Linked DNA regions of Homo sapiens: regions 1 and 2 are each linked to region 3. The links are chromatin contacts, found by Hi-C in ENCODE. All regions are on one chromosome and are shown on one strand. The core of a region is the stretch at or near the end of the contact, and the rest is flanking DNA. Distances in the headings are between cores, read along the strand shown. Region 1 holds the start of HPCAL1 (hippocalcin like 1). Region 2 overlaps LPIN1 (lipin 1). Region 3 holds the start of SLC66A3 (solute carrier family 66 member 3).

Region 1 (3,447 bases), core at 423-2,922, 850 kb after region 3:
AAGGTGTGGGACTAGGAGGAGGTGTCCCATGTGGCACCCCCGGCATGAGGCTGGCTGCAAGGGAGCAGGGATGGCAGGGGCTGGGGCTGGGGGTTGTCTAATGCCGAGGCCAGCAGCTGGACTCGGCGTCCCTGGCAAACATCCTCCTCTGGTGGAATTGGGGTCAGCCAGGAGGAAAGGGGTGGCCTTTGGCGGCCGGGACACCCCGGGAGCCCGAGATCTGCATGTGCGGGAAGCGCCAATTTTACGCCGTGACTCTCGGACTCCACGAGCTGAGCTGCATCCTCCCGGACTAGGAACTTGTTGAACCAAAGGGTTCTCAACTCCGCAGTCGCTGCCTCCCGGCCAGGAGAGGGACCCCCACGCTTGCGCGGGAGCCTGGGGGCTGGGGCAGGGCCGGCGCCCAGCGCGGCGCTCTCGGGCACTCGCGGAGGCGGCGCCGCCCGGGAGGTGCTGCAGGAGGCAGCGCAGCTGGCAGCTAAACTTTCTCGAATCTCAGTGCTTCGCGGTTAAGTTAGGGCCAGGGAGAGGCACAAAACACGCCCGGGGAAAATGTAAGGCCCCACCCACGATAAAGGGGAAAAAAAAAGGATTTTAAACAGGAGACGCTAATCCAATTAACACAGTACCTACTGTGTGCGGGGCTTTGGACCAAGAGCTGTCTTCAGTGCGTTCTCATTTCACCTGTCACCACAGCCCCCAAGGGAGGAGCTGTCCTCATTTTAAAGAGAAGCAAACCGCGACCGGGGAAGGTGGCGCGTCTGGCCCAGGTCGCAGTGCGGGTCGCGGGGAGGCCAGGGCTCTCCTCGTCGCCCCATGGCCCTGGGAGGAACGAGCGGATCGCCTCCGCGTGGGCCCCCACCCTTGGCAGAAGCTCACAGGCGACCCACGTGGGCCGCACGGACCTGTTCCCTGAGGGCTGCCCAGCCTGCCCGCGAGGCCCGCCCTTGCCCGTCGGGTCCCAGCTGTCCTCGAGGCTCCTAAGCTACGCACTGCGCCGACCAGCAGGGACAGGGGGCTCTGGGCGTGGGGCTGGACCACCCACACCCACCCCGCCACCCCGCTCTGCGCACAGCTGCTCACACACGACACCCGCCAGGCACCGCTCCCCACCAGCAACTGCGCCCCGACACACAATTCCACAAACGCAGTCCAAAATGTGCACACCTAAGGCACACATGGATGCCCACGAGTACACGCCATTCGAAAGACACACCACCGTCCGCAGTCACCCACAACTCCACCGCGCAGAGAAACGCGGGCACTCCCGGACACACACACGCGCGCACAACACACACGCAAAGAGCCGGATCGCAGCGCTCGCCGGTGCACACGCCGGGTGCACACGCCCGGGGCACACTTCAGCAGCCAGCAGACCGCAGCCCGCCCCTTCCCTACCTGCTCCGGCGCAGGACGCGGTCCGCCGGCTTCCCGAGCCCAAGTTCGGCGCCGGCGGCGGCTGCAGCGGGCCCGGGCCGCTGCCCGGGACAAGCGCGCCGAGGCCGGGAGGAGTGACTAGCAGCGCGGGCCTCCGTGCGCCCGCAGCTGCTGCGCCGGCCCTGCGCTCATCGCCGCCCAGAAAGACAAAAGGAAGCCGGCAGCCAGGGAGGGAGCAAGGTGGAGGCGCCCGTCAGTCCGCCCGTCCGCTGCCCGCCGCCGCCGCGGCCCGCCTGCCAGCTCCGGGAAGGAAGGGACGCGAAGGCGGGACCTGGAGGCGGGACCCGGAGGCGGGGGCCGGGGCGGGGCGCGCGGCCAGAGGCGGGCGCTCAAGTTTCCTACGGCCCCGCCCCCTCCGGGCCCCGCCCCCTCCACGCCCCCTGCCGGACCCTCAGCGCCCGGCTCGGCCCTCGCAGCCCCTGCACCTCGCTGCTCCTCGGCCCTCGCGGCCCAAACCTGGCCCTGCCGGGTCCCAGCCCCCAGTGGCTTTCGGGACAGGGGCGGAGCCGGGCACCGGTTCTGTTCCCCTAACCCTTGGCCTCTGGCCTGCTGGTATAGAAGAGGCCGAGAGGCGGCGCCCGGGAGGGGCCAGCCCTGCGCCCGCGCCCCCCGCCCCCACGCCGCAGGAAGTGGCCCGGGCGGCCTAGGAAGGGGAAGAGCCGAGTTGCCCCAGCCCCGCACCCCCAGCCCCAGCCCCGCGTGCAGCTCGCACCCCTTCCCACGCCTGTTCGGGGGAGAGCCCCGGGCCTGGAGTGGGAAGCCTGGCTCCAGCTCTGGTTACCTGCAGTGACTCCCCAGGCCGTTTAGGCGAGTCCATTGGGCCGCCTCTGCCTCGGTTTCCCCACCTAACCACGGAAGGTGCTCCTCCCTTCCAGGCATCTGTGGTCTTCGAGCTCCACGCGGGAGAGGCGCCGGTCTGGCACCTCCTGCCCAGGGTCGGCGCCTCCTGGCTCTCGGGGAGGGGGGCATCCTCCATCCCCTGCACCTGCCTCGAGAGGAACCAGGGACAGAGCACCCCCACCCCCACCAGGAGCTCCGGAAAAACGGCTTCAGAAGAGCAAATATACACACACACCCACCTCCCGCCCCAAACATCCCCGAAGAAAGGTAACCACAGAAACAGCCAGAAATGTGGAGCTGGGCGATCGTATGAGGCTGAGACAAAACTGTCTTTCTAGCGTCTCTAGGGGAGAGCTTGAATCCCTCCTTCCACTCCTCCTCCACGGAAAACAGAGTGAACTCCTGCTACAGAGGCCGCCAGAGCAACATGCAAGACCAGCTTTGAGGGGAGCGGGCACAGGGCCTTGCAGGGAAGGTGGGCCGAGCCCAGACCCCTCATTCTTACTTGGCTCTGAAGGCGGAAAGGCAAAGCTAGACCTCGAGGAAGTTCCCCTCCCTGTGGGCCCTACAGTGAAGATTACATGAAGGCATGTGGGCGGTGGACCAGAGTGCACCGACTGATGAAGGCGGCCCGGTACCCGCGGGTGCCATGCCTCCTTCTTAGCCAAGGCCACTCTAGCTCCCCGTGAAGTATCCAGGTAGAAGGCTGGTGGGGTTACAGGTGAGAAGCCGTCGGTGGGGTCCAGGAGCCAGGCCTGGGGAAGCACACGTCACTTCCACCCACATCCATGGGCCAGAAGTAGTCGCACAGTCCCACCAGGATGCAAGGGGCTCTGGCAGCTGTGGTCTTCATGAGTGTTTCGGAAGTAAACAAAGCCGGTTTGATGAACACGTAGAAACATCCCTGCCACAGAAACTGAGCAGATTTCTCCCAAGCACACACAGGGCAAAGGGGCAAAGTCTGTCCACAGACTCACAGGAAGGGAGGTGCATGGCAGACACAGGCAGGAGGTGGGGTTGGGGTGGAAAAGTTCAGGGAGGGCTCAAAAGCAGACCAAGGCCTGTTTCTGAAACCCAGCCCACTCACTGGTTCCTCCACACTTGGCCCATGCTGTTCCTCTCCCATGTGACTTTTCCATCTTCCCCCTCCAACCTGTCACCCATCCATCC
Region 2 (3,782 bases), core at 825-3,324, 620 kb before region 3:
TTTAGACAAAGCTTGCTCCGAACAGGGGTCGGCAAACATTTTCTGTAAAGAGCCCAGTGGCAGATATCTCGGGCTTTACGGGTTTTACGACGTCTGTCGCAACCACTCGCTGCTGTGGTGGTGTGAAAGCAGCCACAGCCAGTATGTAAACCAACTGCCTATGCCCGGGAAAGTCTGACAGAGGCAGATGGTGGACCAGATTTGACCCATGGGCCGTGCTTTACCAACCTCTGCTCTAGAAGAACGAAATGCGGAACACGGTTCTCCTGCAGCAATTCCCAACTCCAGAGTTCCTAACATTCTGGTCCCTTCATAAAAGCCACGAGCCACAAAACCCATAGAGGCACTCAGGCGTGCAACTCACGCATAAGGAGCCCAGCCCTACGAGAAAGTCTGCTGCAAGTCCCTCCCCAACAGCAAACAGGCCACCACCATAAATGCTGCCCGTTCAGGCCACAGCAACCCTTCTCCAAAGGTCTCGTGCACAAACACAGATGCGCTTTCTGCCGACCGTCACTGAGGGAATTCAGACAGACCAAAAAGGACGCAGGAATGGGGCCCACTGCCAAGTGGGATTTACCAGAAAGATGACTCCAAAGTGCTCCGTCATGAAATATTATTATTTTAAGATCAAGGGTTGTTCAAAAAAGTAAGCTTACAAGGTCAATGACTGATGTTCATAAACAAGGTATTTATTAGCCTTATCAAAGTTTTCAGTATTTTTGCCAGTCCCAATAAGGCTAGTTAGTTTTAACTATTAACAACTTTGTTTTCCTCATTTTAAACGGACTTTTCTTCTGCAAATGTAGCCTCTGAATGAAGTACATCCTGAGGTCTGGATCTTTAATCAAAAAGACAAAAGGTTTTCCACGTACAAATTAATCGTAGCTTCATTTGCTAAGGCTTACAAAGTAAACCATGTAAGTCCACAAAGTAGGTAGGTCAAAACTGAGGGAATGAAGGCAGAAATCTGAGATGACTACATCGAGTGAACACACCAACCTTTGATCCTCAGCCTGAGACCCAGCCCAGGCCATTCTCCAAGATTCTGTTCTAGAAATGCTGTGGAAAGTGTCTGACTCCATTATTCAGACAGCCCAATAAACTACTTAAATGTTTATAATAAATTAAAGTGGTATTCCAAAAATATCTTGTAAACTTATTTGTCAAACAACCCGAGACAGAAAACAGAAGATCATATTCCCAAGCTATATTTCATTATTCTCATTTTCAAAGCACTTCACAGAATTAGGTAAAATTATATGCTTAACCATAATTTCCAGAGAGTCAAATTTAGGAATTAAAAAAAAAAAAAAATCTGATCATCTACAAATGCTTATAACGAAAGGAAAAGAGTAATCTATATACATATTTTTCATAAGTAATTTGGTTAGTGAAATCGATTTGTAAAAGTTAAATCAAAATTTTCACTTCATATAATCTACAGGTATTTTCTTCATAAGTAATTTGGTTAATGGTAAAATAGACTTATAGTAAGAGTTAGATCAAATTTTTCATTATTGAATATATCCCAATGGGGAAAATAACTCCTCTACCTTTCCGAAGGATGGAACAGGGAAGACTGTGGAGGGCAAGAACTAGACAGACCTCCCTCGGCCGCAACTGCAAGATGAGGGGCAGTCCTTTTGCAATCTACCAGGCTACTGGATACCACCACGTGATACACATTAAAAGAAAGACAAAATCAGAGGTCAATTACATCAAGTGAGATTATATAAAGTATATGTAATATACTTTATATAAAGATTATATATAAGATTATATAAAGTATATATAATATACTTTAAAGACTATATATAAGATTATATAAAGTATATATAATATACTTTATATAAAGATTATATATAAGATTATATATAATTACAAAGTATATATACTTTATATAAAGATTATATATATTACGTAAAGTATTTGACTACTCTCAACAACGACATTTTTAAGAAAATAAAGAAACTCAGACATCTGATAATGGCAGAGCACCGGATATTGAAATTGCTAAGAAATCAGCATGAATTTTCTGAGACACAAAAGCAGGAAACTGCCAAATGACCTATTTCACTTTCTGTTTCACCCATGTGTAGAACTGATCATCTCTGGTCACACTTTCGTGCTTAATCAAACTACATAATCCAAAAATGTGCTCGTGTGTGCTGTCAATTGTCTCTTTACAGAAAATACCTAATTCCAAATGTGGAAATGTAGCTATTTATCCTAATTTGTCATTCCATTTGGTGATAGTCAGAGCTACATAACCTGACTCAGTCATTATGCTGCATTCATGAGGCAAAACATTACAGATGTTTTGAGCATTAAACACGCTCAGAGTTGTGTTTAAAGTGTTTCTTTTAAATCCTTAAAATTAACATACAGTGCTTGAACAGATTTTTTCATCTATTATTGGGTTCTAAATATTCTACATTATTTTCCTCCTAAACCACTATTTTTCCCTCCACTATTTTATCTCCACAGACCTAGAGAAAGAATGAGAATCTAGAAAGGTCTTATATCTGCACTGTCCAATATAATAAACCACCAGCTACAGGTGGCTCCTGAGCACTTGAAACGTGGCTTGTCCAAATTGGGATGTTCTGCGCATGTGAAATACATAATGGAGTTTATAAAGACTTGGTATGTAAACAGAAATGTGATGTATCTCATTAATAATTCTTTAAAATTGATTGCTTGTTGAAATGATATTTTGGAAATACTGTGGTCAAATGAAATATAGCTTTAAAATTAATTTCATCTTTTTTTTTTTTTTTTACTTTTTAAAAATAGGGCTACTGGAAATCTTAAAATTACATATGGAGCTAGTTATTACGTTTCTATTGAACAGGGCTAGGCTCTGACGCAGGAAGACCTCCATGCAGGGACTTTGTCACAGGCCTCAGCCTCAGCCTGCTGGACTAACCCGCGACATCAGTATTGGCTGGAAACCAGGCATGGGACATATCTATTTTCTCTCCAACCTCCATGTCAGCACACACTGGGGACTGCTGCTTGCTAATTCACAAGGTTACCCTGATCAAACTGGAACCAGGGGTGGCGTTTTGATAAGACCGGCTTCAGGTAGGAACCCAGAGTTTCTAAGGGCTGGCACCATGAACCAGAAGCGAATCTAAAGCATGAGGTATACGAATAACCCAAGGATGTCACTGGCATTTAGATCAGCGTTTCTCAGTCTCTTTTTCATTATCAACATGCCCCTGAGCATTCTGAGAAATTAATAGCCCAACTCCACCCACCATGAGATTTTAATGCTGTGGCCCCTTAGAGACCACAAACCATTATAACGTCTAAGATTTTGTCACCACCCAAGAATGAATTTTCATCCCAATGGGGGTTATATTATTTCCTGTGTTGAGAACACAGGATTTAGCTCTACCCTCTTCCCCAAGTCCTTTGAAAACTAGCCAGGGGGCTCACTATTCCCAGAGGTTTCACTGATGTAAACATCTCTGGGGTCATCAGGATGGCATCTGCACAGTGAGCAGCTCTAGTTCTCCAAGTTTTCCTCTAGGGCAACTTGTGAGTTCATTTCAGGGAAATAAATATTCTTGAATTCGGCAGAATGGATTAAGTGTGGCGGAGGCACCATTCTAATAGCCCTGAACGACCTCAGCAGCTCCTGAAGCAACGTCTGTTTTTGAATTTTACTTAGGGCTAAGTATCAAGAAAGGCTCTGCCACTGTGTTTTCTCCTATTAACAATTAGCATGATGTAATTTACATGTTTTTCCTTTCAAGTTCACCTCCAGGGAG
Region 3 (3,647 bases), core at 1,131-3,630:
AAGGTTGGGAACTTGCGAGGGGGAAGGCTCCAGCTACAAGGAATGCCCCTGGGTGGCAGAGGCAGGTCCCTGGGCAGAGGCTCCTGCCCTTCACACCAAGCCACACTAAAAAGGCTTTTCTGGCATTATTAAGACACACTTCATGCTCCAATTGACTCAGTGCTCTCAAAACCAGGCTCTTAGTTTGCTCAAATGGAGACCCAAAGAGGGCCCGTGCCCTCCAGGTGGCTGACTGCGACAGCCCTGGGGTTCCTTCTGCTCTAACTCCGGCTGCTGCCTGATCTGGTCAGGGGCCCGGGGGCCCAGCTGGCAAGCATGGCCAGCCCCAGGTGGGCCTCCCAGGCAAGGCTGGGAAGGGCATGAGGGAGGCAGGCAGGGAGACAGGAGGGCCAGGAGGATGGGTCCTGACACAGCCAAGCCCATTTTACAGAAGTCTGTGTGCCTGGCCCTGGCCCTGGCTTGGAGGCTGCAGAGCTGGTGCACCAGCCCCGACAGAGCCCCCTTTACCTGCACGTGATCAACTGCAAGACCCTTAGACAGGCCAGCAGGGATGGCAGCAAGCTGCTGCCCCACCCAACCCTTGAGCTCCCATGCCCAGGAAGATCCTTCCACTGCCAGAGGTCTAGCTTTCACTAAGGTGAGCTGGGAGAGGTGACAGCTGGCAGATCTAATAGGAGCCCTCACCTGCGTATCTCTGAGGGTTTGCATTTTTCAAGCAATGCTGCAAAAGTGGTGGAAATGCAGGCCTAGGGGCTGGCGGCAGGAGGGAATCTATAGACTCTACAGACAGCCTGGCTTCTTTTCCTTCATGGGTCCAGCTTCAGCTTCCCCAGCTCAGGGACCTAGCAAGGGGCCGAGGCCAAATCCCACTCCTGGCTTTCATGCCCTTGTCCCCTCTCCCACCTGAACAGTCACCACAGCCACTTCCAGCCTGTGTCCTTTGCCACAACCTCATCGCTCCAGCCTCTCTGCTCCCAGCCTGGTGGTGGCACCAACCTGAAACGCATGCTGCCCACCTCCCCTGGGTGCCTCTCAACCCTGCCATCCAGCCTGGGACCCCCCCCTCCCCACCCCGCAGGGTAGAGTCACTCACAAGCCTGGAAGAGGTCACAGTCCCTCCCACTGCAAGCCTTTCCCAAAAATTTCCCCTCAAAGCCCCCTATTGGATGACTGTGCCCAGGGCCGGGCTCCATAGGGCCGGCGCGGGGTCCAAAGCCTGAGTGGGACCCCTCACCCTCCCACACCTGAGGTCTCCTCTTTCTCCCCCGCACCCCTTGGCTTCTTCCCATCCTGTATGCCGCACCCCCCACCCCGCCCACCAGGAAGGCTTGTGTGGAGGACCAGGCTTCAGACCCCACTGGGTGATGGCGGGGGGCAAAGGGGAAGGCCTGGCCTGGCCAGGGGGAAGGGGCGAGACCACTAGGTTGAGGTATGTGTTTTCCTATTGTTGGGGCTCAAAAATGATACCCCAAAAGTTTGGCGCTCTGGCATGATGAATACTTTGAATAGGAAAGCCTTAGAAGCTGCCTCAGAATCAAGGATTTAACGACCTTTCCGTCACCCCTTCCCAACTGCAGAGACTCTCCAACTTCCTTACAGATGACTAAGGAAACTTCTTTCTACAAGAAATGCAATTGTCTTAAGACCCTCTCCCAAGGAATCTCATTAAATAACCAGGAAAGATTCCCCACCAATCACCGGGAGAAGAGAAGAGATTCATACATTCTTAGTTCAACCCCTTATTTCACAGGTGAGGAAACCGAGGCCCGAGAACGAGGTTGACGGTGCGTGGTGAGTTTAGGGACAATGAATATGACAGCCTCGAGGTGCAAATGGCCTTGCTCAGGGCCAGCAGGTTTTGTCACTAGCGCACCAAGGGCTGCCTCCGCTGGGTCTGTTTTCTCATCTGTAAAATGGGCGTGCGCAATCAATTCGTGCCACGCGGGGCTTGGTGAGAAACAATGTACGCGGGTGGCGGGTGGCCGTGGGAAGAGCACCCCGAGCCCCTAGGCTCCCTAGTTCACCCTCGGCCGCCCAGCTGCGACGCCGGCGCGCGGGGATCATCCCCGCCCTACTTCGAGCCGAGGCTCTCCTGGGCTCCCAGCCGGCAGCAGCTGCGAGGGGGCAGGAGGCAGCCCCGGCCGCCCCGGGCCTTACCCTGCCAGCTCCAGAAGTAAACTCGGAAGGCTGAGGCCCCGCGCGCTGCGCGCCGCTAGCACAGCGGAGATCTGCGGCAGCTTCAGCGCGGCGCACACGCCCAGCGTGCTCCAGTTACACAGCCCCAGCAGCGCCGCCTCCATAGCGCCACGGGCGCGGGCACCTGGGCGGCCGCAGCGAGAAGGGACCGCTCAGCCTCGGCGGCGCAGCTCTGCCGAAGCCTTCCGCCTTCCCGGGATCCGCCCGGGACCACCCGGCCAGGGCCCGCCCCTCCGCGCGCCGCCAGGCCCCGGACCCGCCTCGCTCCGCCCCTCCCCTGGACGCACCCCGCCCCCGGGCCCGCCCCGCCCCTCCCGCCCGGGCCCGCCCCGCCCCGCCCCTCCCGCCCGGGCCCGCCCCGCCCCCTGGCCAGCCTCATCTCGCCTCGCCTACGGGCCCGCCCGGGCTCGCTCAGTCCTCGGACTACCCTCATCTCGCCCCGCCCCCAGATTCGCCCCCTCCCGGTCGGCCTCACCTAGCCCAATCCCGTGGCCAACCTCGCCTCGCCCCGCCCCTCCTCGCCCCGCCCCTCCCCTCCTAGCCCCGCCCCGGGCGACAGTCCCACCCTGGCCTGCGGGCTCCACCAGCAGCTGCTTCGCATTTCCGCGTTCTTGCCACCCGATAGTTTAGCCGCCGCCGGGAGCCGCCCTGGAAGTCCGGCTTTTCCACGGGTTGGGTGGACCGAGAGGCAAATGGCCCCGGGGGATGGGCCATTCTGCCGGGATTTTTCCCTCCCTGCAAGTGTTTTAGTTTCTCTCACTAAGCATTTCAGGAGTTAAAGCCTCCTGCTTAAGGGCTGAGTGCACCCTCCCGACTTACAGGTGGGGAACCAGGCTGGAGAGACTTTCTGGGACCAGAGCCCCAGGGTCGCCTCATTTGTGCCCTTTCAGAGCACGCGGCCTGTCTCCAGCCTGGGACTGAAGGCTTCCCTCCTAGCGGCGTGGGCCCTGAGGGGCCACCGGAAGCCTTGAACTTGAGCACTTCACAGTGAAACTGTTTCTTAAGGATTTCTCCTGATAAAGTAACTTGGACGTGGCCGTCTAAGCCACAAACTGAGGGAAAGGGAAGGACGCATTTTCCAACCTCTGAAAATCGCCTGTGTATTAGGGCCTGGTTATGAAGCAGGCAAAAAAGCACCAAAATGCAATGCCAGAATCCACGATCCCTGGTTTTGTGCCATAAATCTCAGCCGGGAAGTGTGAGGGACGGGAGCTGGGTCAGCTTCGGAGTTCGGAATTCTGGCCGAGGCTCTTTCTCTCCAGCCTCACCGGCCCATCACCTCCGCCTATGGAAAAAAAAAAACAGGTGCTGAGTCCTGCCTCCCAAGTCTAAATGAGAAAAGGATGTTCAGAAGGGAACCCTTAAAGGAAACGGCTTGGACCTGCCCTGGCTAGATCGATACTGATCGTTATTGACCCCGCGAAGCGGGAAGATTGCTTGAGGCCAGGAGT

Evidence for each region. Hi-C counts contacts between places; a loop is a spot of excess contacts on that map. Pooled maps may share reads with other maps.
Region 1: a map of CD8-positive, alpha-beta T cell shows a loop between it and region 3 (7-fold over the local background). The contact joins the promoter of HPCAL1 here to the promoter of SLC66A3 in region 3. A Hi-C loop is called at or near these places in 2 of 168 maps with a recorded cell type or tissue (CD8-positive, alpha-beta T cell and naive thymus-derived CD4-positive, alpha-beta T cell), 2 of 37 single-sample maps with no recorded cell type and 11 of 50 pooled maps.
Region 2: a map of CD4-positive, alpha-beta T cell shows a loop between it and region 3 (3-fold over the local background). The contact joins the enhancer-like site here to the promoter of SLC66A3 in region 3. A Hi-C loop is called at or near these places in 1 of 168 maps with a recorded cell type or tissue (CD4-positive, alpha-beta T cell), 1 of 37 single-sample maps with no recorded cell type and 8 of 50 pooled maps.

What each region holds. Positions count from the first base shown.
Region 1 is chr2:10,301,129-10,304,575 of GRCh38, reverse strand. It overlaps HPCAL1 (hippocalcin like 1), which reads right to left and starts at 1,672. Exons shown (of 5, transcript NM_002149.4): 1 at 1,399-1,672. It overlaps LOC101929691 (a long non-coding RNA gene), which reads left to right and starts at 1,859. Exons shown (of 4, transcript XR_922791.3): 1 at 1,859-2,998. RefSeq lists silencers at 778-957, 1,276-1,473, 1,358-2,137 and an enhancer at 1,038-1,097.
Region 2 is chr2:11,773,968-11,777,749 of GRCh38, reverse strand. It overlaps LPIN1 (lipin 1), which reads right to left. Exons shown (of 21, transcript NM_001349206.2): 6 at 1,557-1,664. Among named protein-coding and RNA genes, the nearest start is that of MIR548S, 8.4 kb to the right of the region's middle. Within about 2 kb of position 2,074, at least 7 of the 41 ENCODE cell types and tissues checked have a DNase peak (open chromatin) inside an H3K27ac peak, as active enhancers do; they include CD4-positive, alpha-beta T cell, where a contact is called at or near this core.
Region 3 is chr2:11,154,200-11,157,846 of GRCh38, reverse strand. SLC66A3 (solute carrier family 66 member 3) reads right to left here and starts at 2,380. Exons shown (of 7, transcript NM_152391.5): 1 at 2,158-2,380. The coding sequence starts at 2,300. It also overlaps a transcript of CIMIP5 not described here. RefSeq lists silencers at 1,964-2,203, 2,314-2,793.